3 separate regions of the Homo sapiens genome follow, and all the other regions are linked to region 3. A link is a loop called in an ENCODE intact Hi-C map of the cell type or tissue named here. Cell type or tissue: heart right ventricle. All regions are shown on one strand. Each heading gives the region's core, and the rest is flanking DNA. Links, peaks and the distances in the headings are about the cores only.

Region 1 (10,403 bases), core at 3,046-8,045, 120 kb after region 3:
ATACAGTTTTTTCTTGTCTTTCAAAATAGGCAGATTTAGAGGCCCTTTATGTTTGTACTGAAAACAAACATACATCTTTTCTCCCTTAGTGTGAAATCTGCCTCTCCCTACCTTGTCTACTATTACTTTCCACCACCTCTTCATCTTTTGCGACCTTTCCACTTGGTGCTTGCCTTTGGTGCACTGACCTGTTCCTTTTGCCTTTTGTATACCCTCATGATCTTCCAGCCCTCTCCTGAGTATTATCTCCATCCCTTTGGGACTTTTTTTCTCTCCCAATTCTAAGTTGACTGATGACTAAGAAATGCCAGGTGATCACGTTTTAATGTCTAATATAAACAATGATTTAGGAATAAATCCAGGAGTATTTGTTCATTTGAAAACTTCAGAGTACATCGAGAAAACTGGATCCATGTAAGGTTAGGCTTCATTAACCAATGGATAATGGATAATTCACCTTGTGATCAGTCCAGCCCTGGGCAAGTACTATGTATTTGATTCATACTATAGCCTGGTATGGATTTGAGGCTATGAAGAGCAAAGTAAAAACTTCACTGGTTAAGACACAAGGTTTCAAGCAATTTCAATATGAGTGTAAGTTTTCCTAGATTCATCATTCAAGAGACTAACTTTTGCAAGACAGTACCTTAGTTGGTGTTCGATACCAGCAAAGCAGTGGTATCCACTGTTTCTTCTGATTGATGAATAGGAATGCTATTATAATAGAGAGGCATATAATTATGGGAACCACAACTGAGGCAATGGAGTCCAGTGAAGAATCTTCACTTGGGTGCAGCCTGTTATCTCTGTAATCTACCTGGAGGTGACCCATATCTAGGAGAAAAAAAATTATAAGCATTTATTACCTAAACCAGAATTGTTAAGGATTATTTTAATGACATTGCAAATAGAGATCAGCAACTTGGTTTTATTGCTTCCCAGTTTTTTGAGGCTAAAAATGTGATTAAAATCTAATGTTGATCCAAAGAGCTCTTAGTAGAGAGCAGAGCGCTTAGGGATGAATGTTAAAAAAAAAAAAAAAAAAAAAAAAAAATCAGAGTGAGAATCTTAATAATTGGGTAAGATGATGCCGGCTCTAGCTAATCAAGGAAATAAGAAGGTGCTTAGGTAGATTTTGAAAAAGTGAATTAGACCATGAAAATATTTTGATTACTGTTAACATACATGGTCTTCTCAGATTTCGAAGGAGAAACATTAGCTGATTTATTGGCAAACAGGAGACTAGAACAAAGTATGTTCTTTTACTATTAATTAATTAGTGTTAATAGCTAAGACTAATTAGATTAAAACTAATCAATCAGGAAGTTGGTCTTTTGGTTGATACTCTGGTTCACTGAACTCTAAGCAATATTGTCTTACTTTTCATAAACTTGTTGAAAATCTTGCTTAGGCCTATTAGATCATTTTTCTGCCTTAATGAATTATATCGCATAGGTGACTACATTTAGTTTTGCACTTATGAATGATGACCTTTATGTTCTTTTAAAATATCTCTCTTACAATGAATGTTGCAGACAAAAATAAGGTTAAACACATACCAATAGGGGGCACTCCCTAAAGTTTCCTTATTTTTATATTCTGTTTTGTTTCAAATAAATCATTGTAGTCAGGTTTTCTAAATGCATTAAAAATCAATTTAGTTAAAGACACATGACACACAGTATCAAAAGGAGTTACTCCTAAATTGTTCTGGAAATTCAGCTCATGAAGTGACAGAGCTTTGTGGTATGTAACACTGTGGTTTAAAACTCAGATTTTAAATGATATGCTTCTGTGTGTGTTCTGGAGGGGTGGTGGGAGCAGGGAGGAATGGGAGGTAGAAAACATTCCTAATCATTTTAGCCAGTGCAGATGGCAATAAAACTTTATAGAAACATATTTTCCAGCATCAAGAAAAATGTCAAAGAGTAACATTTTATTGATGAATTCAGATTTTAAATATACAATGAATAAAAGAATGAATTTTACTTTCCCATATTCCAAATCAAATAGAAAGCAGTTTTAGGAATATGTGTCATACAAGAAGAATAAGATATAAATTAAGGAAGGTCTTGGTGAAAGAAAAATGAAGCTGCAAGTGAGGTCTGTTTACAAAATTCAGTCTTCCAGTTCTGTTTCTGTGCTAAAACCAAGCCATCAAAGTTAGCTTTGAGCTTTGTAGCAGCCAAAGCCAAAAACGGAAACAACTATCAGTCTTTAATACGATTCACAATGTCTTTTAGGTTAAAACAAATCAGTTGCCTAGGAGAAGCATACATTTTCTTGCTATTGATGCATGAGAAAATTTCTCTTTAGGGGCTTTATAACATAGATACTATGCAATGCACAGGTCTTCAGTCATAAGAATAGTCGTACTTACAGTATGTTGAAGTCTAGCCTCTAGAACAGGGTCTGGCATACAGCAGGCACTAATATTTACTGACTGAATGAATGTAAGCATAATGCTAAAGCACACTCAGAACAATTATACAGAGAGCCAAAAACACTAGGTCCAGGAATTTGACTTTCTGGTCATCTGGTTTGATCCAAGCATAACGTTTAGAATATCTAGAGTAACAGACAATTAATCTCTCTCAAGCAATGAATATTGCTTCTTCCAAAAGAAATATAAGTTATATAGCAATGATTTGGAAAATATGGTTGGAGGACACAGGAGGCAGTACTGAGTCACGGCTAAGAGCAAGTTTATACTACTGATCAAGAAGAGGTCTACTTTTATAGAAAAGGAAATAGTGACAGCTATTGGGAGACAAAATAACATCTTTATTACGCACAGACTGAAAGGATAGAGCAAGATAAAAAGGCATGGAGTAAACCTGGTGACTAGAAAAATCAACATAGGTGATAAGTTTAGCTCACATGAAGTGAAAACTGCCCAGAAGTAGAGGGTAACCTAATGTACAAATGCTCAGTGCGGAATCTACAAGAGACAGTGACTAATTCATGATTACTCTCCTTACAAAGTTTATATATACATACGTTTGAGAGATGGCTTAGAAGTTCCAGATACCAGGCTCTTATGACTAGGAACATATTTATTTCCATTTATTTCCGTCATCACAAAGTCTCTGAGCACAGAGGGCCAGGAAGGAGGCATTTAATCCAGTTACCTGCTGACTTATTTTATCAATGTGTGGTGTAAATATGTTTCAGCCAAGCAGGTCTGCCCGGGAATAGTTATTTGAATTTACTTCAGCAAGTCATTTTAAAAGTTACTCATAGGAAATTTTAAAAATTAGAAAACACCTAAGTAGACCACATAGAAAACTAGCAGATCTCAGCTGCCTTCAATGCTTACCTCTAGGGAGATGGACGATATCATTTTCACTAGGCGTGGGCCACAGGGGAACCTCCAGGTCAACCTCTCCTCGATGGTTTGTCTTCTCAATGGGTATATTGGTTGGTTCTGGGACATACATTTCTAAAAGAAGGGAACATTTTTCCTAAGAGATGATGAAGCTGCTGTATTGTTGGCTTTTGTATTCTCAATCCAAATGGTGCACTCAATTCAAGACCACATTTCCTGGGACATGAAAGATGCAGTTTCTGCCATTTACATCATTCATCACTCATGCTAGAGAATCACGAGCTTTGCAGTGAGGAGAAACATGTCTTATAACATTTAAAAGATGAAAGAATTCTCTACTCCACCAGGGTCAAAAACTGCTTTTTCACGTCAAATGGTGTTGGTTTTATAATTTTATGGAAACTGAAGGGGACTAGCTGAAGTTATTTATTACTTTCCAGCAGCTAATAAATGTTGGTGTTTAATAGCTGCTGCTCTTTAATATGGGGGTATTGAATAACTTACATAAAATATGTTAGCAAAACTTGAAAAAGTTAAAGCACTGTCCACTTCTTATGGACTTCTTGGCCATTTCCTCTCCTTTCTCTTCCCCTAAATGGGAATGGACTGTAGGTAGACCTCATGAGTATAAGTCTCAGATGTCCATTATGTTACCACTGGAACCATTTAGATTAGAAGCTGATCTTCAGTAAATATATTTACATTATCCAGTTTGATCAGATAGGTATTATACTACAACATAAAACAAACAGAAGAATATTATTTATCTCAAATATCAGGTCTTTTTAAAAAAAAAAAAAATCAGAACTTTTCTCAGCTCCTACAAATATTTCTTTGTATTTATACTTCATCCAGCTAACGACAACTAGCCCCACATTTTAAAGCAATTAATTCTTCAGAACCTGTTTTCAAAATGTGACAATAAAAGTTTGTGTCATGCACGTATTTCCTTTCGGGCAGATCCTGCCATATTATTCACTGATTTTTTTATAAAGCAATTACTCAACACGTAGGATCCTAAATACTCACCATAGCCTAATTTAGACCAACATAAAATATACAGTATAAGTATATAAATTAAAATAGGATTAATAATCCCCTCTGCTCAGAGTGATTGTTTTCTGTCTCAAAGTTAACAGGCTTTTGAGAAGTAAACCTTAAGATGACTTTGAGAGAAGAGGAAAGTGATAGAGAAGAGAGTACTTGCTAAGCTTCCCCCATGAGTTAACTGGGTACCCAGCCAGGGAAAGAAACCCAGAGAGGTTAAGTTAAATCGCTCAAAATCATGCATCTAGTAAGTGGTAGAGCTGGGATTCAAATGCAGTTCTGTGATTCCAAAGCCCAAGTTATCTTGTTGCCTCCAAGAATAGTCTTCTGCTTTCTTAGTTATATTATAAAACCTTTAAACATAAAAAGAACTGGGAACAATTATAGTTTCTACAGGTTCAGTGCATCCCTGCAAACTCGAGAATTAAAAATAGAAGTTACTGAAAACATTACCATTTGCAGGTGCAGGGGCCTGAGCACAAACCAGTGACTCTCAAATTTTTAAAAATCATATCAGAATTACCCAAAGAGCTTAGAAAATGTGCTGACTCTCACAGGTCCTGATTCGGTAGGTCTGGACTAGGTGATTCCGGGAGGTGTGTGCAGGGGGATGGTATTTAATGCACCCACTGAAAAACTCTCATGTGTGGTATGAATTTCCTGGGTGAATATGGGCAGAAAAGCCATGTCGCCATTTACTTGACACCTTTCAGTGCCACACACACCCTTCTGCCCCTCCCCTGCCTAGTCCAGGGCTTCACACTGAGCCTTCCTATGACAATAGGGGCCGAACTGCCACTGGTTTCTGAGGCCTCAGTGTAAAGGGCAAATGCGACACCAATTCCAACAAACCTGTAAATGTCAATGGCTAAGTAGTAAAAGTTTCTGCAGAGGCCCCAGAGCTGGGATTGATTCAGTTCCACCTCAGGTTTTTTCCTGAGTGAGAGGGAGAGACGTAACTTTGGAATTCTTTTGCCTTGACCCTGCATATGGGTAGATTTCCGGTGAAACTCCACCAAGCTGAGGCATGACAGTGAGTCCTCTTCCCACAGGGGCTCTACTTGGAAACAGCAGGGAAAGTTAGAAGGATCTGTCTATGGTGAAGGAGGATGTCTTCTTCAGTGATTAATTGTATTACCATTTGTTCAACAAATATTTCCTGAGCACTTCCTACATGGCAGGCACTGGTTTTGGGCATACAGTTTTGAGTGAGACCAATCCTGGCCCCCATGGGTCTCTCCTGATGAGTGATGCCTGACAGCCACTTCTTACTTCCAGCAGCTCATAACCTGTCCTGTGTATTAGCTCACTCCACCACTCAGTTCAGCTCTGATTAAAATCCACCCACACCTCCTTCTTTATCACAGAACACGCACAGCTCCAGTTCACAGTCCTCAAGTCCAAGGGAAGAGAGTCATTTCCCTTTAATTTGAACATAAAAGGGAAGCTGCCTCTGAGCAGTTTTGCCAAAAAGAACAATTCTTTCAGTTAAAAAACTGCTTGTTGAAACAAAAAGAAGTGGGAATGCTATTTGTTTCCACGCCTAGACCCAGGCCGCCTTCTATGGCCAAAGACCGCCTTCAACCCAAGACTCTAAAATATAACCCTTCTGGTATTTACTAGAAGAGCCCTTTACAGCTGTTGGCATTACAGATGGACAGTGCCAGGGAGATTTACACAAAGCTACATCCAGCCCTACCACGAAGATCACGGGCACACGGTCACAATCGCTCCTGTGCTCATACTTGACCTGCGCTTTGGAGGAACTCAAGATAATTTACTGGGGATATATTTTACTTTCAGAGGCATCTGGTCATCTCTAAGAGTTGCCTTCCTTAAAATGTCCTCTTCTGGAATACGGGGCGAGGTGCTTGGTGCTTACAAGCTGAGGTCAGCATTTTTTTGGGAGATGGAACCTGAGGTCAATTTAGGAGCAGGGGTCTCATCCTCTGCTAACCAGCTCCATGACTTCGGATAACCCTCTTACCTTTCCTGAGCCTCAGTTTCTTCTGTAAAGAGACAGGTGCTAATCACCTAACAGCTCATAGGTTCTGTACTCATATCCAAAGATGGTAAAGGTGAAACTGTTTTGTAAAGAAAGAGGATATTCAGAATGTTAGTTGCTATGTCTAAAGGAAGAAGCAAGGTTCTTGTTTGCTGGACAGACCGGGAAGTGCTCCCACACCATCATTTCTGAGATGGTATAATCCTCACAGCATTTCTGGGAGGTGGCATGTGCTATCCAGATGAGAAATGGAAGCGTGAAACTTTGGTGGTGAGTCTTGACTAAGATCACACAATGAACCGATGCAAGAATGGGACAGGAATACAGCCTTCCTGGCAGCCCATACTGGATCAAACAGAAGGTGGCAAAAGCTCAACTGATTGCAGTATTTGCTTAAAGATAGAAAAATGTTTCATCAGGAATACAGCAGATGCAGAAAGGAGAGTTAACAGAAATTAAATTTCAACCCAATAGTAAATCTTAACTGAGAAGTCACTGGAGAAATCTCTAATGATGAACAAGGATGTTAGCAATATCTGTACTCTCTCTTATCAAACTCACAAACCAAGGAGAATGAATTGACCTCTATTTCTACCACCACTACCTGAATTTGGGTCCTTGTTATCACACCGAGGACATTTGCAGTGCCTGTTACAGCTGTCCTGGCCTCTGGTCTCTCTCTGCTTTAGTCCTTCCTGCACACCACCCTGTTACACAAAGGTTACCCCAAAACATCTTTGTGAACATGTCATTCAGCTGCTCAAAAATAAGCCTCCCCATTCCCTATAAAGAACAAAATCTACACTCTTCATTTGATAATTAAGGCCTGAAAAATCCTTGCCAAAGCTACTGTTTCTGTCCTTACCTACTGCTACTAAAACTCACTGCTCCAGAGGCACTGGCCTTGACCTTAGAGGCACCGGCCTTGACTTTTCCCATCTCAGGTCTTGGTTGGGTTATCCTCTTCACTCCAATGAAGACAGCACATCTGTCCTTTAAAATCTAGCTCATGTCCTTTCTCTGTGAAACCCTCCAAGGACCCTCAACTTCACAGTCTGTCTTATTCATGAACTTGGCACTTATGGTCTGCATGAGAGTTGCATAACCATAACTCGCAATGGGAGAGGTGAATTGAATTCACCTCTCCCATTCTTTCTTGAAATCACTCTGATTAGACTTTGCCTCCACCACTGTACTTCTGTGAAGTTCATTACAGCAGTGCTAAGTGCACAAGTCTGTTCCCACATCGCATCTTACGTGGCTAACAGTGGCGCTTGATTGAGCAGTTTACTCTTTCCTACCAGAAACCCTTTCTCCACCTGGTTTCCATGTCACTGACCCTCTTGGCTTCTTCCTTTATTCCTGGTGCTCCTTCTCTATTTCTTTTGCTAGGCCCTCTGCACCTGCTCAGTCTCCAAAAGTCAGAAGGTCTCAGGGCTCGGTCCTGCGCTCTCTTTTCTTTTCTATTTATTCTTACCCTTCGGTGCTCTCATCTAGTCTCAAGGCTTAAAAACCTTGAGACTAGAAACCACCTATGGCTAAACTTTCAAATTTGTAGATCTACTTTCAGTTTCTTTCCTGAAGCCCAGATTAGATATTTGTCTATTCATTAGCTCCACTTTGATGCTGAATGACTATTTCAAGCTAAAAATGCCCCAAACCAAAATGTCGTAGTCATCCTTGGCTCCTCTTCCACTCACTCCCCGCATACATTGAAATCCTACTGATGCGACTCATATGGCATAGTCAGAACCTGCCCACTTCTCCCCACCTCCACGGCTACCACCCTGTCCAAGTCACTGTCATCTCTCGCCCGGATTCTTAAAAAAGTCTCCAAGTTGGTCTCTCTGCTTTCACTATTGACCTCCATGCCCCACAGTCTATGTTCAACCCAGCACCAGAGAAATCCCATTCAAAGGTAAGTCAGATCCTGTCGCTCCCTGCTCCAAACCTTCCAAGGTTTCATCTCACTCAATACAATCTTGCACTCATCTGCGAGACCCTTTGTGTCTGGCCGTGGCTGCCTCTCTGCCCCACCTCTTACCTCCTCCATGCTCACTGAGTTACCTCCACACAGCTCCTCCTGAACATGCACCTTGAACACTGCTCTACCTTGAACACGCACAGCACGTTCCCACTCCAGGGCCTTGGCGCTGGCTATACCCAGAGGTTCTGCCTGTTCCCCATGAGAACTGCAATTCTGGGTCTCTTCATTAAATCTCATCTTGTTGGTAAGGTGCTCCCTGACCATTCTACATAATACAAAACAACCTGCCTGCCCCACTTCTCCCCAGCCTCTCTGTCTTGCTATGCCTTTCTCCAGAGCCGGATCCCCATCTTGGTGGCTACCTAGTTACTGTTTACCTGTTAGCTGCCTGGCTTCTCCCTACTACAACGTAAGCTCCGTGTGCACTGCTATTTGGTTCACTGCTGTGTCCCCAGTGCCTAGAACAGTGCTTGGCACATAAAAGGCATTAAATGACTCTTCGTGAAATAAATAAGGTCAAGTTTCATCATTTATATCATTAAAAGCATATTACTGGGGAAACTGGTATGAAATTTGTGAAACATAGGTGAATATACACTAGATAAAATAATTCCAGTGGAAAACCATATATTTTTTCTTATTCTCATTTAAAGCACTTAAGACTTGCTTTTTCCATATACACAGCAAGTGTGTATATGGAAAACTATAAAGAGAACCCAACTGAAGGCTCTGAAAAATGGTTCCACCCCCTTACCTTGCAGAACATCCTATCCTTTTTAGGAGATAAATGGACATTTTTAGAAATGCTCAATTGGGGCTAGTCTGCACAACGCCTAAACAAAAGGCCAACATGTGCAGAGCTCACTTAAACTCTTTGGGTTTAACAACTGCCCTATCTTACAACTGCATAGTACAGATGCACTTGTGAATTGGCATGGTTCCCAGCTCCCTGTATTGAATACAACAAGGTTCTCTAATATAATGCTGCGAGAAAACATGAGAATCGAGGTAAGACAGAAAAGCTCCTGACTCGCTGAGGACCTCAATGAGATCTTAGAGTGAGCCTTCACTTGGGTCTGTGTGGTCTATACCACCGGGAAATCTGTGTGTCTAGGGGTCAGTCCCCAGGGAGAGGGCTCAGGTCTTACATTTCTGGGATTAGACGCAGGGGAAAGAGGAATTGTTTGGCAGGAGATGCAGGCATGGAAACTAGGAGAAGGGCTAGGTGAGGCTCTGGGCAGCTGAGAAGGACTTAGGTTTGAAACTATGAGAGGGATAATGCAGCAGACACAAAGAGTGGGGCGTGGGGAAAGATGTAGGCATGGGGATTCACAACAGCCAGCTGGGGTACACTCAGTGGTTGCGTTAAGTGTGGAAAGAGATGGGCAGTTCAGCTGAGGGCTTGGGAGAAGGCTGCGTGGATGGTATGGGTACTGGCTGGAACTGATGAAGTAAAAAAAGAATGAACCAGAACTATATTCTTTAAATGCAGGTCTTCCACTTTGGTTCTAATATATTTTCACAGTGTAATGGCTTTTAAGCATCTTCCCTTCTGGGTCCCATCTTGGACCATCTTCTCTAGGCTAGTCCAACACTGCACTAAAACTGTGCTAGTCTAATAGGGCAGGTGTCATTAACAGGTTGGTTATACTAAAGTTTAGAGAATGCAAATGAGAAGAAAAGAACCCGAGGAATTCTGGCATGGAACCAAAATCTGCCCCTCATCGGGATGGTCATAGTTTTCCAAGTTACCCATAGGGTCTTTGGGTGGAGGCGCTAACTGGGCCTGACACGCTACTTGGGCCGTGTGAACGAATGAAAGAAGGGGCAGGTCGAGCTCTGCTTCGATTTCATCTTAAATCAACATTACAGCTTGACAAATGGAAGGATGGTGGCTTAGATACCTGGACACATTGGGCAGCAACTTCCTTCCACGTTGATGGGCTCAACACAGGGCAGAGGGGGGCAGCTGACGGTCGAGCAGAGGGTCTGGCCCTGCAGGCAGTAGCAGTGGGTGCAGCTGTCAAGGTCCCACC
Region 2 (10,403 bases), core at 1,563-6,562, 130 kb after region 3:
TCAATCTGTGGTTATGGATAAGGAGGGCAGACAATACTCAAGCATATGCACCTTTATAAATGGCACTAATAATGGCCTAATATTGTAAAATTTTTACTCCACAGATACAAATCTCAATCCATTGGGAGGGTGTTAGAAACAAGTCCAAGGAAGAAACTGAGATCGAGTGTTAAATGCATCATCTCTTATGTTGTCAACAACTTCTATCATTTTTCTCATTACTGCTGTCTAAGGTTCAACAAGGGGCATTAAGTAATCATGGAAAGTTCTAGTTGTAATCAGAAATCAATTTTTCAGTATCTATTAAAAAATGCACTTCCCTATGTTTGTAGATGCTCCACAGAAATTTTCTGGCACACTAGTTATTAGGCTAAAAACTCATTTGGAGGCTTTCAAAAGAAACTCATGATAGAAGTTCTTGATTAATATGGAATCCTTAAAAGAGGCGACTTCACTAAGGTATCCAAAATGCACGTGTCAAATTGGCTGAACAGAATCATCCAATGATGCCTAATTTAAGTAGTACTCTGAACTTCCTTTCCCCTCTCTCCTTCCCCCTCCCTCACCTTCCTTCCTTCTCCCTCCATCCTTCCTTCCCTCCTTTTTACCCTCCCTCCCTCCCTCCTGTCCTCCTTCCTTCCCCCTCTCTCCTTCCTTCCCCTTCCCTCCCTCCCTCCCTCCCTCCTTCCCTCTCTCCTTCATTCCTTCTTTCCTTCCTCTCTCCATACACATGAGAATAATGATGGGAAGAACTTAGACTGAGCCTGGACACTGCATTGAGGACATTAGTTTTGGCCATCAAATTTAGAGTCTATTTTGCTGAGAATTCTTTATGAAAAGAAGCAATGTTTGATAGAGCAGTATCACTGATTATATTTTACATGAACCTTGGCCCATACAATGCAATATCACTGAATAAAATTTGAGTAACAGTGTTACCGTACAAAGAAACCAGACAGGAGGTAAAACTCCTCATTCCATCTTGTCCATAACTCTTCTGACTCAAGGCCAAGCAGTGGTCTATACTGTCTATATTCTTTTTTTTTTCTTTCCTTCCTTCCTTCCATCTTCCTTTTCCTTCTTCCTGTCTTCCTTTTCCTTCTTCCTGTCTTCCTTTTCCTTCCTGTATTTCCTTCCTTCCTTCCCTTCCTTTCCCTTCCTGTCTGTATTTTCCTTCCTTCCTTCCTGTCCCTCCCTCCCTCTTCCTGTCTCTCCCTTCCTTCCTCCCTTCCTTCCTGTCCCTCCCTCTCTCCCTTCCTTCCTCTCCCTCCCTTCCCTATCCCTCTCTCCCTCCCTGTCCTTCCCTTCCTTCCTGCCTATATTTTCCTTCCTGTCCCTCCCCTCCCTCTCTCCCTCCCTTCCTGTCCCCTTCCTTCCTGTCTGTATTTTTCCCTTCCTTCCTTCCCCCTCCCTCCCTTCCTTCCCCTTCCCTCCCTCTTTCCTTCCCTCCTCCTCCCTCCCTCCTTTTCTCCTTCTTTCCTTCCCCCTCCCTCCTTCCTTTCTCATCCCTCCTTCCTGTCCCCTCCATCCTTTCTTTCCTCCTTCCCCCTCCCTCCTTCCCCACCCTCCTTCCTTCCTTATCTTTCCCATCCTTTTCTCCCTCCTTCCTTCCCACTCCCTCCTTCCTTCCTTCCTTCTTCCCCCTTCCTGCCCTCTCCCTCATTCTTCCCTCCTTTCCCCTCCTTCCCTCCCTCCTTCCTTCCTTTCCCCTCTCTCCTTCCCACTCCCTCACCTTCCTTCCTTCTCCCTCTGTCCTTCCTTCTCTCCTTTTCACCCTCCCTCCCTCCTTTCCTTCCTTCCTTCCTTCCCCCTCTCTCCTTCCTTCCCTTTCCCTCCCACCCTCTTTCCTTCCCTCTCTCCTTCATTCCTTCTTTCCTTCCCTTCCTCTCTCCACACACGAGAATAATGATGGGAAGAACTTAGACTGAGCGTGGACCTAAAGCACCTGGCTATGATGTGTGGTGTTTTCTGAATGATACTGACCTATGTAGAATAATTTCAACTGATGTATCAAAACCACAGAAGAAATATCAAAGATCAAATGCTGAGCTACAGCATACAGGGTTTATGTAAATACTCTTTCAGTAACTGTATGAGATCACTGTCTAAAAGAATATTTATAAAATGATATTATGAGAAAGAACAACCACTCTGAATGCCTTGGAGGCAATGGGAAAACCAATAACTTTTTTCTTTTTCTCAAGAGACAGGGTCTCACTCTGTTGCCCAGGCTGGAGTGTAGTGGTGCAATCATAGCTCTTTGAACTTCTGGGCTCAAGTGATCCTCCTACTTTAACCTCCTGAGTAGTTAGGACTACTAGTATGCACCATTATGCCTGGATAATTTTTAGGGTTTTTTTTTTTTTTTTTTGTGGAGATGGGGTCTCATTGTGTTGGCCAGGCTGGTCTTGAACTCCTGGCCTCAAGCTAGCTACCTGCCTTAGTCTCCCAAAATGCTGGAATTATAGGCATGAGCCACCAACACCTTGCTCAGTATCCTCATTTCTTTTCCTAGATACACTGTCTCCTTCAATGACACATAGGGACCCATTTGCGAAAACGCCATCAGGAAGTTTTGGAAGCTACCAGGTTTAAAGGGAGATGTGGTAGCTATTCCATGCAATTCGAGGTTCTATAAATTAAAATAATAGTCACTGTAGTCTTTTGGGGGAAACAGCATAATCTAATTGAGACTACATATAAATGTATTTTAAGCACTCAGCCTGAAGAGGGATGTAGAAATAAAGACTGGGAATATCCAACGAAAAATAACCAAAACAGTTTATGTGTGGCTATCAGGGTTGTGCCATTTAACTCTAAAGGCTACGTTTATTATTCCAACTGGTTTGCTTATTCTGACAATTAAGTTTTGTTCTTTGATACCTAATAATAATCGTAACTTCCACTTACTGAATGCCCACTACATACCAGGCCCTGTGTTAAGCATGTTACCTGCATCAATGCCATTTGATCTCCATTGCCCAATGGGTCAGGGTATTGTTTCAATTCTACAGAAAAATGAGGCACAAGATTCAATCAGTTGTCCAAGATGCACAGCTAGGAAGTGGCAGGGTGAGGAGGGGAACCACAGCGGGTCTGGTTCCACAGTCCGCCAGCACCTCTGTCTGTTGTGTGCCAAGCCGGATAACCTGTGGAGGGACCACTTGCCCGGACAAGGATCAATCAGTGCCACACAAACAAGCTGTTACTTCTCACTGACTCTTGAAAATGGGGACTCGAATTTATCTTTGTCTTCAAAGATAAATTGTCCTTTACCTGACTGCATCATACCTCACACAGTGCTATCAAGGAGTGGAGATAACCAAGTGGGTTATTTAGGTAATTTAGGATTCCTGGTCCTCCTTAGGAACATCTCTGTTTAACACTTCTCTCTCCCCTCACAATCTCTCCCTCCCACTCTCTCAAAGAGGATTAGAGGAGAATGTTCCAAGGAAACCATGAGGTATGACACTAACATAATAACGTTTATTTTTAAAACAAACCAATCAGGGGTTATATATCCAAATAAACATGATCCCCTTCTAAGTAGTCCTGGTAGGCTGTAAACTCTTCCAATGGTACTGCCGCTGCTGCACAGCTTTGGAATTTTCCTCTTGCGATGGCGTCCAGGGCCAATTTTGAAACGTGCAAAGAAGATGGTTACTATTTCACAGTTACACCTTGGTTTAGATCGGCTTCGCTACTTATTTTTCTCAGCTATGGCCCCTATCTTATCCGTCAGATTCAGTTTGAAATGACTTTTGGCCTCTTTCAGAAACAAAGTCTCTGCAAGAATACAAAGATTTACTTCTGCCATCACCGTCAACTACGTCAGGGACCTGGAGCCCTTTGCTGGATGCAGCTGGTCCTTCCATGGGGCTGCTTACCTCATGGGATGCTCAGACAAACATCTTCTTTTCTTTTGGGATTCAGATATGAGCAATATTATCTTGCATCACATATGATTACAATAAAAATATACAATGTCTTTCAGCAGTAGAGTCTGGAAAATTCAGTGTGGGTTCCCTCCTGCCTATTTTCCCTCAATTCTGGTTCATATCACAAGAGGAGGAAGAAGCGGCAAGGCCTTGAAATGTTAATTCCTTTCCGGTTAACTTCTTCAACTGTTTAAACTTCATTATCTTACCTCTTTTCAAGATAAGAAAAGAAGACTTAACAGGCTGTTAAGGCTGGACTTTGTTTTTACTCCTGAGCTATTTTAATTATGCCATAAAACTAATTAACAGCTAGGGAAAATCTAGAACTGTGTTATTTTCTTCCTCTACAAAGATCCAATTTAGTATTCCAGGAGTCACTGAGATGGTGGCACAGCCCTGCTCTGAAACTGACCATGATGTAGGATATACATGAGCCTCTGGAAAAAAAAAAAAACAAAAAACCAAAAACCAAAAACGCATCTCCAGATTCTTCCTCCTCTTTCCTCTGTGGAAGGATATAAAAACCAAAATGGACTCTAACCTATGTTATAGTTGGATTTCTTGATTTCTGCCTAGGAGGCAACTTCTTACATAGATACTTCAATTTCTAAATCTGGTGGTCATGAAGTCAGAGGCTTGGTGTGGGAGTAACCTCCTGGGAGGAAGTCAGGCTGCTTTAGAAATTGCATCAGTTCTTTCAAATCTCCTGCGTACTATTTAGAGTCCTGAAAAGTAATTTACTCTGGGATCCTGGTGGCCAAGAAGCTAAATGCAGCTCTTAATCTCAGAATAAGTCTCACTGCAAAACAAGCCAACACAGTACTATAACGGGGGCATTTGTTCTTCCCACACATTGAGATCAAGGCCCCCCGAGTGTCATCCTAAGTGTTGGGGATGCAGACGTGAACAAGGCATTCAAGGCCTTGGTCCTCAGGAGACGCTCCTGCACCCAGAGGGTCTCGTCAGCTTTGTGGGAGTCCATATCCAAATGGATGAGCCCAGTGTCTGGAAAAGACGCGCAGACAGCTGGTCCTGCTAATAACATGATATTACAGTTTGGGTTCTTAAGTTTGAGGTTTGAGGGATTTACAGAAAACTTCAGTGAAGTCATTTAGGCAGGCATACAAAGGGCCCATGTATACTATGGGTAACATGAGATTTAGAAAGGGGAGCGGTAGAAAAGGCAGCCAAGTATTACCAATGACATAGCTGACCTGGGCAAGAATAGGGGAAGTACTTCTAAAAATGTTAGTTTATACCTGTAACAATGCATTACAGCACTCTCTAAGCCACAAAGGAATAAAATACCACTTTCATTTCACTTTCTAACAAGACACTGAAATCCCTGGCTTGTCATGTGCTTTTCATTCTGTATTGTCGGTCACATGCTGGGCACAAACTCCACACTTGGAGAATAAATAGAATGTGAGCACCTCCTGTTTGAGAAACTGGCTTCACTTGTTTTTTTAAAAAACATAAAGAAGAGACTTAAACACATGGAAATTGTAATGATGCAGGGATCTGAGAAAATAATGTACGGGCCACTAAGAACTCATAGACAGAAGATGATGACTGATTTTCAATGCGCTGACTCACCAGGCCTTTACAGACTGTAAAAGAATGAAAAGATGGAACTCAACTGAAGTCTTGCTCAAAACAGATGCAGGGGGCCTAGACAATTTCAATGAGGCAGAGATCTAATACACAGTCATTCTGTCAGGAAATGATTAAAGAATTCTGGTTAAAAATGCAACAAATGCTTACTGATTTAATTAAATCTTTGGGTATTTTACTTTATAACTTTTAGCTTCCAATAAAAAAAAATCTGATCTTAATCCATCTTTCTTTTAAAAAAATGAGGTACATGCTGTCATGTCGGCTGACTCCTACCTCTCCATACTGCCTCAATCTTAATTGCTGTGAAAGCAGATTTGGCCACAGTTTAAGGCTTTTCTTAGAATTCCATTTTTGTTTTATTTTATTTCATTTATTTCTTAGGGTAGGAAGTGCAAGTAATTTATAAAGGTTAAAAGAGCCTATCAGATTTCTTCAACATACTAGAAAGAAATAGGTGATTGCTCAGGCTTCCAAGTCCTAGTTCTACAAAAAGAAATCTCACCAAACTAGTAAACACAGTCACTTTTGGCTGAGAACCACTGCATGCAGAGGACACAATTTCTCAGTAATAGAGCTTACTCCTTGTGTTAAGCATTTGTTATGGGTTGATTAAGCACTTCATGGATAGTTGTTGAAGGAAACATTTTATTTTCAACTTTAAATGTGGTCTCATGTCATAGTAGGGCCTACAATCCAAGATGCATCTACAGGTACATGGACATTATTCACATAAATCATTTTGGAAATATAAAAATGTCATTTTAAAAGGCAGGCAGAAACAACTAAAGATCAAGGTGGCCCAAATAAGGAGGAAGAAATACAACTTCTTTTAGGACTTAAAAGAAGCAATCCATGTAAAAGTCGGGGTATACCATCTTGTTAAGAAAACCTTAACGTAGAAGCCATTGGACCTTCCAGATTGGCCAGTTTCTGCACCTATAGAAGATGTTTTATCTGGTCACAGTCCAAGTCCTGTTAAGAAGACTCTGCCAGCAGTCTCCAGAGGGTTCTTATCAGGTGGGCCCTCTTGTGATGGGGTCTTCCCCCATATCCTTGACCACTAGAGGGTACAAAATCAGGTTTGGCCTCCTGGACCAAAATAAGAGAAAGGCAGATACTGTTGGATCTCTCTGGAAATAGCAGTGCAGCAGCCTAACTTCCGTGCAGCAGAGCTCTTTAAATTAAGAACGTGGGGCTGGAGCGGAGCACACCTAAAGACTATGCAGCTTAGGGGTTTTTCCCAAGTTAACCAGAACAACTTGAATTTCTGTTTACACAGCCGGGGGCCTGGAAAGGATACTGAAGTGAGAAGAGAAAGCTGCTTATGGAAGCAGCAAGATCAGTTGCTTCCTAGGGCATAGGGTAAGACCCAAACAAACTGAAATCAAACACTGCTTATTTTTGTTGTGATAACTTTAGACCAGTTCCAAAGTTAGCATGGTGCACGACAACCAGAATGTTTTCATTTTTATACTCTCTAAACAATACACAGAAAATCATCCTGTTTCCCCTTCTTTCAAATCACACCTCTCATCTTTTGTTTCAATCTTTTTAGCACTAACTGTGACAACCTGGGCCTCCGTGTAGGTCCACAGTAACTGACAGCACTGAAGAATGTGCAGGAGGTATACATCTCCCTATGAGGGTGCGCCCTGATGATAAATGCCACGTACTCTGTTCCCAGGAATCACAGTGGATCATGCACAGTAAGTTCAGACTCTTCAAATGGGACTAGCCTCTCAACATAAACCAAAATAAATGAGCCCTATTTTCTCACTTCTGATAATGTCTAGAGGTATGAAAGAACAGTGTGGTTTGTGGGCAAGGCCCTGTCACAACACAGCTGAGCTACAGAAAGCACACTGTTTCTACCTGGGTTACGATGGAGTGACCAAAGTGACATGGGCTTTTTAAGATGGGAGCAGGCAGGATGAGGTACACTGCCAAAGCATTATCTAAGATATTCTCGGCCTCGAAAAGCTCATCACTGAGATGTTATATCCAGGCATTTCTCTTGTAGAAAGCCAGACGCTACATTTAACAGTGAGACACTAGAATCTATTTGATAATGTTACTCAGATCAGCTGCAATCTGTGTTACGAGAGCAGCAATTCTACTGAATCAATATACACTTAAATTGTGTTTACTGTTTATAAAGTATTTTTGCATATGTACATTATGTCATTTAATATTCTTGGCACTTTTGTGAAGCACAGGACAATATTATTATTGCCATCTTATAGATGAGGAAACTGAACTAGGGTTACATCATATCACCGAGACATAAAGCTAGAATGTGACAGAGCTGTGATTATAATGCTCTGGCTCCAAGGGAAGTTCTCTTTCCAATGTGCAGAAGCTTTTAATTTTAAGAAAATACACTGGAGAAGCAGCGGTGAAAAATGTTCCAATGAAGGTGGGCACCATCATATCATTATGGTTTCGAAATGCGTAACATTAAGTTTCATGGGTTGTATAGCTTAAAGATGCCTGAATTAAATATTTACTATAATTGATTCTTGGGCTGAATTAAATACACAATGACCAACAGATGTTCCAAAGAGATGCTATATATCTCTAAGATACCAGTTTAGTAGAGTTATGTTTAAATAAACAGAAATCTAAGCAAAAGGAATAATGTATTGACTTGATATAAGGTATAGACATTTCCCTATTAAGGTTAAGTATTATTTAATCATTTGCGAGTTGAAGATCACTATGGAGAAGATCACTATACAGTGACAGTATCACAGCCAGTTGAGAAGAAATACAGTCACAACACAAGCTAAGCCAGCTCCATGGCAAAGTCCCACTTCGAATATTAGTAAATATATAAATATAAAAATAGCTAACTTCTAATCAAACAGAGGTATTAATACAACCTGTAAGAAATTTTTAGTGTACCATCTACCTATAATAGAACTCATTTTCACAGATCCTTAAAGATATATGACACTTAAAAACACTTCAATGATACTCGCTGATTAGAAGGCATGTAATCAGAACATTTTAACTTAGTTCACATGGAAGTTATGAGCCACATATATACTTGTATTTATTTTATATAATGTATAAGTAAATATTTATATTATATATAATAAACACAAACAATCATCCACAATTTCTGAAGTGAGAAAGATACACTGACTCAAGAATTTCTAGCCAACAAATGACTTTAAAAATCTGACCTTGAAATATCTTCTAAAATAACACGTAGTTACTAACAAATACTTGCCAAGTCATAATTTTCAAAACAATGTTCTACATACTAACACTTAAGACTTAGCCAACACATGAGCTATTTATTCAACGTCAGTCCTGATCACCTAGAGTGGCTTAACTGGGGGACATACCTGAGCATCTTGACTTCCAAAGTCAACAGGTATGATGCAGCAATGAAGTGGGCTTGAAAATCCTGGAAATTAACCTAAGATAGACGTTACGATCAAAGTAGTACTTTTTCTTTTTAATATCTGACCAGGAATGACTGACCCCTGGACACAGGGAGGATCCACTGAAAGACTCACGGTCCCCCCTCCAGAAGCTGCCAGAGTCTGGCACTCAGTATGGGCAGAAGCATCACCAACACGAACATTAGAGCAAGGTTGATGTGGTCAGGGCTCATATGGGGATATGAGTATCCCCACAGGCATATGAGTGGTGTGGTATGAGGGCTGCTAATTTACTTCTCTGCTATCCTCCTTGAAGTCATGAAATAAAGACTTCACTGAAAGCACTGAAATAATTTTTGCTCTGGCAAGGTTTGAGAAAGGCATGTAGCATGTCATCAGTGAAATGGCCATGGGATGCTTTAGAAACGAGTACACTCTTGCATGGCTAAGTAGGTCATAACAGAGGCATTTGCTGTTTACAAGGAACCACATATGAAATCTCTTTTCACCCATCAGAATTCCCACCAGACCTTTTATCTCCACCTGCGTCATACTTGTCAACTTTTGATTCTTGTTCTTCATCCTTTAACCCTTCATTATAGTCAGCTTATGAAAATAAAATCTAAGTTTGAATGTATTTACTTAGAAAACCAGAGTACAAAAAAAAATTAGGGAATCAGAAGATGTTCCATTAAAGTGAATGGGTAATTACTACTTAGTTTCTTTCTAGTAGAACAATGAATTCCCTAATGATGGATATTATAAGAAACTAGACAAAGCTGTTCACTTTTCAAAATTAATCATCAATCCTATTAATTATGTCTATATTACATATCCTATTAAATTAGCACACATAATATGAGGCCCTCGAACATCAAAAGAGAAGCATTATCATTGCTCATTAGTGACTTGACAATTTGACACAAGGAACACAAATACTTGTAATCAGAAAACTATTTTTGGTAGAATCACCACTTTTCATTTTTCTTACAGTAGGAAAAAAGGATACTTCACATGCATACTTTTTTTTTGACCACTAATAAAAGAGGTCCCTTAATTGTGAGTTTGAGGTTTTTAGAGATCTGTATTTGACTAATTAGGGAGAACATTCATCCATGGAAGAGCCCTACAGCCAAGGTGAGGTCAGCACTGTGGGCTGGGGTGAGATAGTCTGTACATTCTAACAGTGAGATACACAAGATCCTGAGAATAGATGATAATCTGAGTTAAAACTGAGAAAGCCTAAACCAGGAAACAATGCGAGCACTGGTCTTTGGTGCCCACTGGAAAAACAATTGGGTGCTTTAAGACATGCCGCCTGATGGTGTGTTTCCATGTTTTTCCTTTGCTCAGTGACCTCTGGATGGTGATAAAGGCTCTGCCAATGAAGCACAGCTGGCAACTGCCTTTGGGTGTGCTTGTGCTGGCCAGGCTTGGCACCCTTATATAGGGACCA
Region 3 (10,403 bases), core at 3,254-8,253:
TGAGCCCAATGAAACTCTTTCTTAAAGAATATCGCATGCGTATACCAACTAGAGCTCATTTAATGAGTAGAAAGAAAGCCAGAGTAACTTCTTTCAGGGATTTAAAAAACTGAATTGCTAGCACTTTTAAAGGATTAAGGCCAGTGTTTAATCATCCAAACTAGATTTTTTTTTCTGGAATTAATATCAAGCTCATCTCTCTGTTGTTTCTGTACCATGTTTTGTTCCTTTCTTTGAAGTTCAGGCCTGCATGTCTGTCTGCGGCCTGAGACATTCCTCCCATTGTCTATGATCTTGTAACTCTTACCTGAAGTGGCTTTGATATGACATTGACAGGTTTCTTCTGCACTCTGGTTATTTGAGCCTGAGATCAACTCATTTGGCCTATTACCTCTTCCTTGCCTGTTGAAGGCCATGGGTTCCATTTTGAAAACGATTCCACTTGCTGAAGAACGTGGGACAACAAAGTAGCCTGAGAGGCCTGGCTTCTCCCAGTCATCAAAGAGTTCTGGGTGGAGTCACACTGAGTTCTTTAAATTTTTGTTTCTCCCCCTTTCATCCTCTTCCCTTTCTTTCCTCTACTTCTGTCCTTTAGCCATTTTGGAATTACAGGGGATCTTATGGTCAGGTTTCAGTTGTTAGGTGCAGGCATTACTTTGAAGCCACGTGCTCTTTGAGAATATCTAAGCATGAAATCTTCCCCCTGTTTTCTCAAATTTATTTGAAACTCTGTTAGGCTTGCTATTTAGTTTTTTTTCTGACCATAAAAATTAAGTTGGTTTATTAGCAAATATTTAGAAAACACAGAAGAGTACTGAGAATAAAATAAAACAATTTATGTTTCCCTCAGAGGATTCTGTTTTGCATTTTGGGGGGTGAGTGTGTGTGTGTGTGTGTGTGTTTACATTATAACAAGTCCCAAAATATGCTTTACACCTCTCCTTGTATGTGTGAACTTTTGTCTTTGAGGGTCACAGAATATGAGACAACATAAAAAGTCCCATTTAACGTTTCTGGTTTAATGTAAATATGTATAATCTATATATAATACAGTGGGATGACATTCTGAAGTATTAATTGATTTTTTTATTCCCACACTTCCTCATACCCCCATAATCTCCCCTCAGATGGGTCAGGAGACAGGAGGCTTCCTTTGCTTCAAGGGAAGCTGTCGTGGTGGAACCAGATGACAAAGCCTGCATACTCTGATTTTCAATTTCAAAAACTACAACCCCGGAGTGAGACTGATGGATCAGGAAAAAAATGTAGTCAACTCACTTCTTTCCATTACCTTTGTCCCTTTCTATTACAAATATGTGGAAATATGACAAAAGTTTTATTAGGACCTATAACAAAAGAAAACTCCCAGTTACAACAACAATAACAAAAATTATCAAAAAATAAGCTGGGCATGGTGGTTCATGCCTGTAATCATGCACTTTGGGAGGGTGAGGCAGGCAGATCACCTGAGGTCAGGAGTTCAAGACCAGCCTAGTCTGGCCAACATGGTGAAACCCCATCTCTACTAAAAATACAAAAAAAAAAAAAAAAAAAAAAATTAGCTGGGCATTGTGGTGCATGCCTGTAATTCCAGCTACTCAGGAGGCTGAGGCGGGAGAATCCCTTGAACCTAGGAGGCAGAGGTTGCAGTCAGCTGAGATCACGCCACTGCACTGCAGCCTGGGCAACAGCACGAGACTCCATAAAAAAAAAAAAAAAAAAAAAAGACAAAACCCCCTAAATTATCAAGAAGTGAACTTCAAAAGAAATGTACAGGTCTAGCATACAAAAATTAGTATAAAAATGAGTTTACAGAGGGTCATAAAGGAAGACAAGAAGGCAGAAATAAATGTAGAGAGAGATATGTCTTTTGGGTGACAGGAAGGCTTACTACTACCAAGATGCTAATTCTCCCTAAATTAACTTGTAAAGTTCAGGCACTTTCAATCAAAATCTCATCAGGATTACTTGTGGAACTTGACAGTATCATCGCAAAGATCAAATGGAAGAATAAACATGCAGGAATATTGAGGAAATTCGGAGTTGAGGGGTATGAGAAAACTTGCTCGATGACAAATCAAAACTATTATGAAGCTATACAAAACTGGTGCAGGAATAAAAATCGAGATCAATGGAATGGAATAGATATCGGAAATAAATTCTAAGGTATATGAAAGTTTTTTTTCCCTAGATTTACTGCAATAATTTCCCAATTTTAAAAATTATAGTCTCCTATCTCTTTTATTAATCTCTTTCTAGGCTTTCTCCCCAAGACAGCCAGAGTCATTGCCTAAAAACATAATAGGGTTATATATAAACCTTTGGCTTAAAAGCTTTCAGTGGTTTTCCTTGCACTTGGAATTAAATCCATATTCCTACACTGAGTGGCCAGACCCGCTTCTCCCGCTAACCTCACTCACAGCATGCCTCTCTATGCTCAGCAGGTCTCAGCCACGCTGGCCAGTTTCCGTCCTCCATAGAGCCAAGTTCTTTCCCCCTACGGAGCATTTGCATGAGCTGCTCCTTCCACATGGAGCGCTTTTCCCCGACTCTTTCCCAGGCTGGCTCAATCCTATTATTTGAGCTCCAGCTCCCATTCAATGGAACTTCCTTCAAGCAGTCTGTGAGAGGAAACTGCCCCACATCTACGCTTCATTATTTTCTCTCTGTGGTCATTTGTTTCCTTCGCAGCACTTTGCAAGTTGCAATACTTATCTGTTTGCTTATTATGATCTCCTCCTCGGTACTCCATATTCCACGATGGCTGGGACCATTCTCTGCTCATCATTGTCCCTCCGGCATCTAGCGCAGAACATGCCACAGCAGTAACTCAGTCAGTGTTTGTGGAGTGAAAGAAGGAATGCATACATGCGTGGATAATAAAGTTAGCTCTTTGAATCAGTGGGGAGAAGCTAGGTTATTGAAGAAATGATGTTTGGGCAACAGGGTAGCTCTTTGGAACAACAAAACCCACGAATTCCTTACCTTCTTGCACAAAAATGAATTTATGGTTAATCAAAGTTTTAGTTTAAAATTTTAAAAACATAACATTTTTGTCTCCACCATCTTCATTGAGGTATAGTTGACAATACGGATTATATATATTTAAGTGTACAATGTGATTATCTGATATAGGTGTACGTTGTGTGATGATTACCAGAATTCAATTAACTGACACATCTATCACCACACAGTTACCATTTGTGTGTGTGTGTGTGTGTGTGTGTGTGTGTGTGTGTGTGTGGTGATAAGGACACTTAGGATCTACTCTGTTAGCAAATTTCAAGTAGACAATACAATATAATAAACTATAATCACCATGCTTTACATTACCTCCATAGTACTTATTCACCTTATAACTGAAAGTTTGTATATTTGACCAATATCTCCCCATTTTTTTCCATCTCTAAGCCCCTGGCAATCACCATTCTACTCTCTGCTTCTGTGAGTTCAACTTTTTTAGTTTGTACATATAACTGAGAACATAAAGTACTTATCTTGCTGTATCTTATTTCACTTAACATAATGTCCTCCAGGTTCATCCATGTTGTTGCAAATGGCAGACTTTTCTTCTTTTTATGATTGAATAATATTCGTGTGTGTGTGTAGATACCACATTTCCTTTATCCATTCATTTGTCAGTGGTCACTTATGTTGTTTCCATATCTTGGCTATTGTAAATAATGCTACAGTGAACATGATAGTGCAGATATCTCTTAAAGGTACTGATTTGGGCCGGGTGCAGTGGCTCATGCCCATAAGCCCAGCACTTTGGGAGGCTGAAGCAGGAGGATCACTTGAGGCCAGGAGTTTGAGACCAGTCTGAGCAACATACTGAGATCCTGTCTCTACAAACAATTTTTTTTTAATTAGCTGGGCCTGGTGGCATATACCTGCCAGCTACTCGGGAAGGTGAGGTGGGAAGATCACTTGAGCTCAGGAGTTCCAGGCTACAGTGAGCTATGATCACACCACTGCACTCCAGCCTTGGCGACAGAGTAAGGCCCTCCTCTTAAATATATATGTATTTTATTTCCTTTGTGTATGTACCCAGAAGTGAGATTGCTGGATCATATTGTAGTTTAGGTTTTAATTTTTTGAGGAATCTTCATACTGTTTTCCATGACTGTATCAATTTACATTCCCGTCAACAGTGTACAAAGGCTTCGTTTTCTCCACACCCTCACCAACACTTGTTATCTCTCGTCTTTTTGATAACAGCCACCCTAACAGGTGTGAGGTAGTATCTCCTTGTGAAAACCTTAACATTTTCTAAAGAAAACATAACAATATTTTTACATATCTTGTGAGCTAATACATGCGTATAATTCTTTGTGGGTTAAAAACAAAACAAAACAAAACAAAATGTGATGGAGCCCATATGTGGCCTAAAAGCTTAAAAAATTTACTGTCTGGCCCTTTAAGGAAAAGTTTGGTGATAACTAAGAAATATCTTGTATCTTTTGTTAAAAATTTAAAATCACTCTATCTTATGTTTAAAAAATTTTTTGGCATTGATGTATATAAACCTAATGTCATAAGCATATCATTGTCTTGACTTTCAGTGTAAGTTGATGTCACTGTGAGCTAATACATGTGTATAATTCTTTGTGGGTTAAAACAAAACAAAACAAATATGATAGAGCCCATATGTGACCTAAAAGCTTAAAAGATTCACTTTCTGGCCCTTTAAGGAAAAGTTTGGTGATAACTAAGAAATGTCTTGTATCTTTCGTTAAAAATTTAAAATCGCTCTATCTTATGTTAAAAAAAATTTTGGCGTTGATGTATATAAACCTAATGCCATAAGCAATATTATTGTCTTGACTTTCAGTGTAAGTTGATGTCACAGAGAACACACCAAAGGCAATGGTTTAAATGAAACAGGATCTAATTTTGCTCTTGCAAAAAATTACCAAGCTAAGCTTTTCAAGGCTGATAGGGTGACTGCAACCTCAATCTGCATCTTCCGTCTCCCAGCCAATGGGAAGATGGAGGGGCAAATGGAAACACAGGCAATTTCACCTTATCCAGAAGTTAGTCTCATGGACATGGTGTGCATCTTTTTTGTTCACATTCTGCTTACTGGAATATGGCCATGTCTAGCTGCATGGGAGACTGGGAATGTTGTCCTTAGATGGACAGCCTTCTTCCAAGCTTGAATTAAGAAGCTCCATTATTAAAAGCCAGGGAGAATGATTACTGATGGACATCTTGGAGTTCCTGCCGCAAAGAGTAACTTGGCCCCAATGCCACTGGGCTTATTCTTCTCTTCTCACTCATATTTTGCCTTAGATTAGTTCTAAAATTAGTTTTATTTAGATTTTCCCTTTTTGAAACTCAAGATTCAAAGTTCACAGAGAGGTTTATGCTTTTCTTGCCAGTATCATTTCCCTGTCTTTGCAAAAGTTTATTCATTCTATCCCAGGTTAGCAAACCCATTGCCCTTGTAATAGGGACTGATTCAGAAAGCCGAACTATGTATTTCAACACCTTCTCTGTTCCAGGCATTCATTTTTAAAACCCTTTCTCTTTCCCAAAGTCATGTTCATCAGCCTAATTTGCAGAGCAGCAGTCAGCAAACGTTTCCTTAAAGGGCCAGACAGTAAATCTTTTAAGCTTTTAAGCCACATATGGGCTCTATCACATTTTGTTTTGTTTTGTTCTGTTTTGTTTTTAACCCTCTAAAATGTAAAAATTATTGATAGCTTTCAGGCTGTGCAAAAATAGACTGCTGAGCTGGATGTGGTGCACATGCCATAGTCTGCTGACTCTTGTTGCAGAGCAATGTATGTCTGTATATTTCTCTTGAACAGTGGGGAAGTGGAAGTTACAGTATTCCAGCACCAGATGGTATATATCCAGGAACTATAGGGAACATCTTGCTACATCTGAACAATGACTACAGCTCTGTAACCCCAATACAGCTATGTTTGCTGCTGCACACTGAGTCTGATGGCCAACAATTATAACATAGTCAGATCCTAAAGATTTATGCTCTCTATATATCATGTTGCCAGGATGAAAGTTGAAGTTTGAGGTTCAAGGTTGAAAGATGAAAGTTGAAACTTTTTTTCAATGTTATAAACATCAATCTGTTTGTACATACCTTTGTTGATACTGTAATAGCTCAGACAATATATAGCTTAGAAATGACTTTCAAATTCCCGACTTTAAAATTCATACAGATTGCATAATCTATAAATATTCATTATCATTCATGATATAATTAATCAGCAAGTATTTATTGAATGTCTACCATATGCCGGGCACTGTACTAGATGGCGGGAATACAACCGTTAACAAAACAAAGTCCTTGCTCTCCAGTAGGGGGAGCTCACATTATAGAGGAGAAACATGGCAAATAAACAAATAAGCACATCCATTTAGAGCACAGCCGGTGCTGACAAGTGCTATGATGAAAAACAAAGCAAGACAAAGAAATAGATATTGTTTGAAGCGACTATTTTAGAGTGGTAAGAAGGTCTTTAAAATGAGGCGAGAGTTGAACTCAGTCAAGAATGCAATGCAGGAGCAAGCCATATAGTTATCTAGGGGCTATCTAGGGAACAGAGGAGGGTCGGGGGAGGCGCAGGGAGCAGGGTAAAGGCTTTCAGTGAGGTGTGTTTAGGATCAGGAAAGGGCCAGCTGACTGGAGTGGAGAGAGGCTAATAAAGCCAGGGAATATAGGACCTTTTAATTCATTATAAGGTCTTTGGATTTTATTTTGCGGGAGACGGGAAGCCTTAGAAAGATTTTGAGCAATGAAGGGTTATGATCGAATTGAGGTTTTAAGGGAGGTGTTGTCATTGCTGTGCAGCAAATACATTAAGGGCAAGAGGAGAATCAGGTGCACTAGGTGGGAGGTTATTATAATTGTGCAGGTGAGAGATGACAGTGCTTGGGCTAGGCAGTGGTGGGAAATGTAACTATTTTCATGTGGTTCAGCACACAAGAAAAAGTTTGTCTTTAATTGTATATATTTTCTAATCCCGGAGGAATCCAGTACCACCTAATTGTTTATCCCAGAATAGGCACTGCTAGCCAAAGCCTCTTACAATGGAAAACACAGGCTAATTAAACTAGGATTTACTATATGGTTTACTTTTATATCTCAAAATCTAGACATAGCCATGTTATAATTGCTAATAAAGGGCCGTGGCTATAAATCAGGATGACTTCATGAGGCAATGTTTGCTTTTAATATTGAAGAATTGACAGAACTCTATTTAGAACTGAGTTATGTACAACACTAATCTTTCAGGGATGGCTTGATTTTCAGTCCTCTATTTCCATCATTGGATTGCTTTGTTGCAATAGGAATGAACACAAGCAAATGTAACTCTATGCCTAACAATGCAAGGCAACAACTGCATACAAACAAAGCTAAGCTCAAAGTGCACGCTCAATTAATTGTTGTGAATGACAACTGAGTGATAAAGTTTAGCATTTAAAAATTAACAAATTCAAGTGCTGAGGACACCATAGAAAATTAGATGTCTATGGGTACCCTCCAAGTTAACTTACTTTTCTAATTTACTTCTAAGGAGTGGCTTAGGTGCAGGGTAAATAAAGTTTATTTTGTCTCCGTTCTTCCATTTCTCTGCCATTTTTTTATTCTCCATTTTAAAAGTTTTATTTAAAAAGTAAACCTTAACGTCGAAAATGCAAACCAGGGGAGGGCAGAAAGATCACACACTAGGCTGTAACTTCACACTAGGTTGCACGCTGGCCGGGCAGAGCTGCTCCTCACTTCCCAGACAGTGGGGCGGCCAGGCAGAGGCGCTCCTCACTTCCCAGATGGGGAGGCGGCCAGGCAGATGTGCTCCTCACTTCCCACATGGTGGAGTGGCCGGGCAAAGGTCTCTGCCATTTTTTAAAGTTCACTTCAATACTAAGTTTGGCATTTTTTTTCCCTCTCCAACATTCCCCAAACTCACTTACTAGTGGAATTTTTTTTTCTTTTTTTTTTTTTTTGGTTATTTGTTTCTCTTAAAAAAACAAAGAGGAGGGTATTTTATCAAGGCAAAATAGGTTCTCTTGCTAAGACTAATCTTTCTTCTTTTACTTTTTTGATAGTTACATAAAAGAAAATGTACAGATTCAAATACACTATGCAGCTTAATGAGGTTTTGTTTATGTATATACTCATGCAACTACTATCCTGATCAAGATATAACATATTTACAGCATTCCAAATAATCCTTTCTGCTGCTTACTAGTCAATACCCCACCAATGGGAATCATACTGAGCTCTATCTCCATAGTTTTGCCTGTTTTTGAACTTTACAAATGGAATCATATAGTATGTATTGTTGGCCCTTTGTATCCATGGGTTACACATCCATGGATTCAGTCAACCATGGGCTAAAAATATTTGAAAAAAAAATTGCATCAGTACTAAACATGTACAGACTTTTTCCCTTGTCATTATTCACTAAAAAAGACAGTCTAATAACTATTTACATAATGTTTATATTGTATTAAGTATTATAAGTAATCTAGAGCTGATTTAAAGTGTACTGAGAGGGTGTGGATATGCAAACACTATGCCATTTCATATGAGGGACTTGAGCATCCTCGGATTTTAGTATCGGGGCAGTCCTGGAACGAATCACCAATCATGCCCAGGTACCAAGGGATCATTGTATTCTTTTGTATCCGGCTTCTTTTACTAAAAAAAAAAATTTTTTTTTTTTGAGACAAGGTCCCACTCTGTCACTCAGACTGGAGTGCAGTGGTGCAATCACGGCTGACTGCAGCCTCGACCACCCAGGCTCAGGTGCTCCTCCCACCTCAGGCTCCCAAGCGTCTGAAACTAGAGGCATGTGTCACCACGCCCAGCTAATTTTTGTGTGTATTTTTTGTAGAGACAAGGTCTCGCCTTGTTGCCCAGGCTAGTCTCAAACTCCTGGGCTTAAGCAATCCACCCACCTTGGCCTCCCAAAGTGCTGGGATTACAGGTGCGTGCCACTGCATCTGGCCTGGCCTACTCAATGTTATGTATATAAAATTCATCAAAGTTGTCACATATAGCAGTTCTTTTTTTTTTCACTGCTGTTTGGTACTCCATTATGTAAATATACTTCAATTTATTTATCTGTTGTAATGTCTCTGGACTTTGGTAGTCTTCAGTTTTGGGCTATTGTGAGTAAAGCTCTGTGAACATTCTTATACATGTCTTTAGGTGGATATAAGTACTGATTTATGTTGAACGTATACCTAAAGGTTGAATTGCTGCATGAGAGGTTCTGTGTATATTGACTAACTTTTGCATAAAACAAAGAATAAGTTAGTGCCAGGAAGATGATAGTGTTAGATGATTGATTTGATTTGATAACATTTAATTAAATTACTTGAAATTGTTTGCTTGGTTATTATTTTGCTCTTTATAAAAGATGGTGAAAAAATATACCTCACTCATTAAGATGGCCACTGTTTTAAAAAACACAGAAAATAACAAGTGTTGGCAAGGATATGGGAAAATTGGAACCCTATGCATTGCTTGTGCAAATATAAAATGGTGCAGCAGCTATGGAAAATAGTATGGAGGTTCCTCAAAAATTCCAAATAGAATTATCACATGATCTAGCAATCCCACTTCTGGGTATATATCCAAAAGAATTGAAAACAGTATCTCAAAGATTGATTTGCATACTCATGTTCATTGCAGTGTTATTAACAATAGCCAGGAGGTGGAAGCCACCTAAATGTCCATCAACAGATGGATGGATAAATGAAATGTGGTCTATACATACAATGGAATATTATTCAGCTTTAAAAAAGGAGCAAATCCTGCCATGTGCTACAACGTGGATGAACCTTGAGGATGTTTTGCTAAGTGACATAAGCCAGTCACAAAAAGACAAACGCTGCATGATTCCATTTATATGAGGAATCTAAAGTAGTCAAACTCTTAGAAAGTAGAATAGTGGTTAGCAGGGGTTAGGGGGAGGGGAAAAAGAAAAGTTACTGTTTAATGGCTATAGAGTTTCAGATATGCAATACGAAAATTTCTGGAGATTCTTTGCACAACAATGTGCACCGTATAATACACTGAAAAATGGTTAAGGTGGTTTAAAAAAGATATTTTAAAAACAACAACAACACCCCATAGCTTTGATTGAAAAATATTCCTGTCATACTTTAGGTAAACAAGCCTTAAAGAAATGAGATGCAGACTGGTGTCTACTCGAGGTACATGTTTCAGAAGCTTTTGTGGAACATCAATGTACTTGCTCATGAAGGCTTTTCTATTCCCTTGTTACCACATGAATGATTTGGGGGAAAATAAGATCCTTGAAGTTGAGTATATTTATATAATTAATTGAAGAAAAGGGTACTGGAAACCATAACCACAGGAGGAATGTACAAGACAGTTATTTTCTAGCTCTTTCTGATTA

What was found. Hi-C counts contacts between places; a loop is a spot of excess contacts. Peaks named below come from ENCODE experiments on the same cell type or tissue, not always from the same donor. Only the 100,000 strongest peaks of a DNase experiment are listed, where the experiment ranks them.
Region 1: it touches region 3 in a loop (4-fold over the local background); 21 of 110 quality-filtered maps call a loop at or near these places.
Region 2: it touches region 3 in a loop (2.3-fold over the local background); 20 of 110 quality-filtered maps call a loop at or near these places.

What each region holds. Positions count from the first base shown.
Region 1 is chr2:36,537,415-36,547,817 of GRCh38, reverse strand. It overlaps CRIM1 (cysteine rich transmembrane BMP regulator 1), which reads right to left. Exons shown (of 17, transcript NM_016441.3): 14 at 10,272-10,403; 15 at 3,320-3,442; 16 at 647-834. Among named protein-coding and RNA genes, the nearest start is that of FEZ2, 56 kb to the left of the region's middle. In heart right ventricle, for the core only: no CTCF peak of the experiment used is centred there; no DNase peak of the experiment used is centred there; H3K27ac peaks cover 3,024 bases.
Region 2 is chr2:36,525,394-36,535,796 of GRCh38, reverse strand. All of the region lies in intron 13 of CRIM1 (cysteine rich transmembrane BMP regulator 1), which reads right to left. Among named protein-coding and RNA genes, the nearest start is that of FEZ2, 68 kb to the left of the region's middle. In heart right ventricle, for the core only: a CTCF peak has its summit at 4,676; no DNase peak of the experiment used is centred there; H3K27ac peaks cover 2,780 bases.
Region 3 is chr2:36,660,231-36,670,633 of GRCh38, reverse strand. No RefSeq gene overlaps it. Among named protein-coding and RNA genes, the nearest start is that of VIT, 31 kb to the left of the region's middle. RefSeq lists an enhancer at 10,354-10,403. In heart right ventricle, for the core only: a CTCF peak has its summit at 6,333 (motif pointing right); no DNase peak of the experiment used is centred there; H3K27me3 peaks cover 495 bases.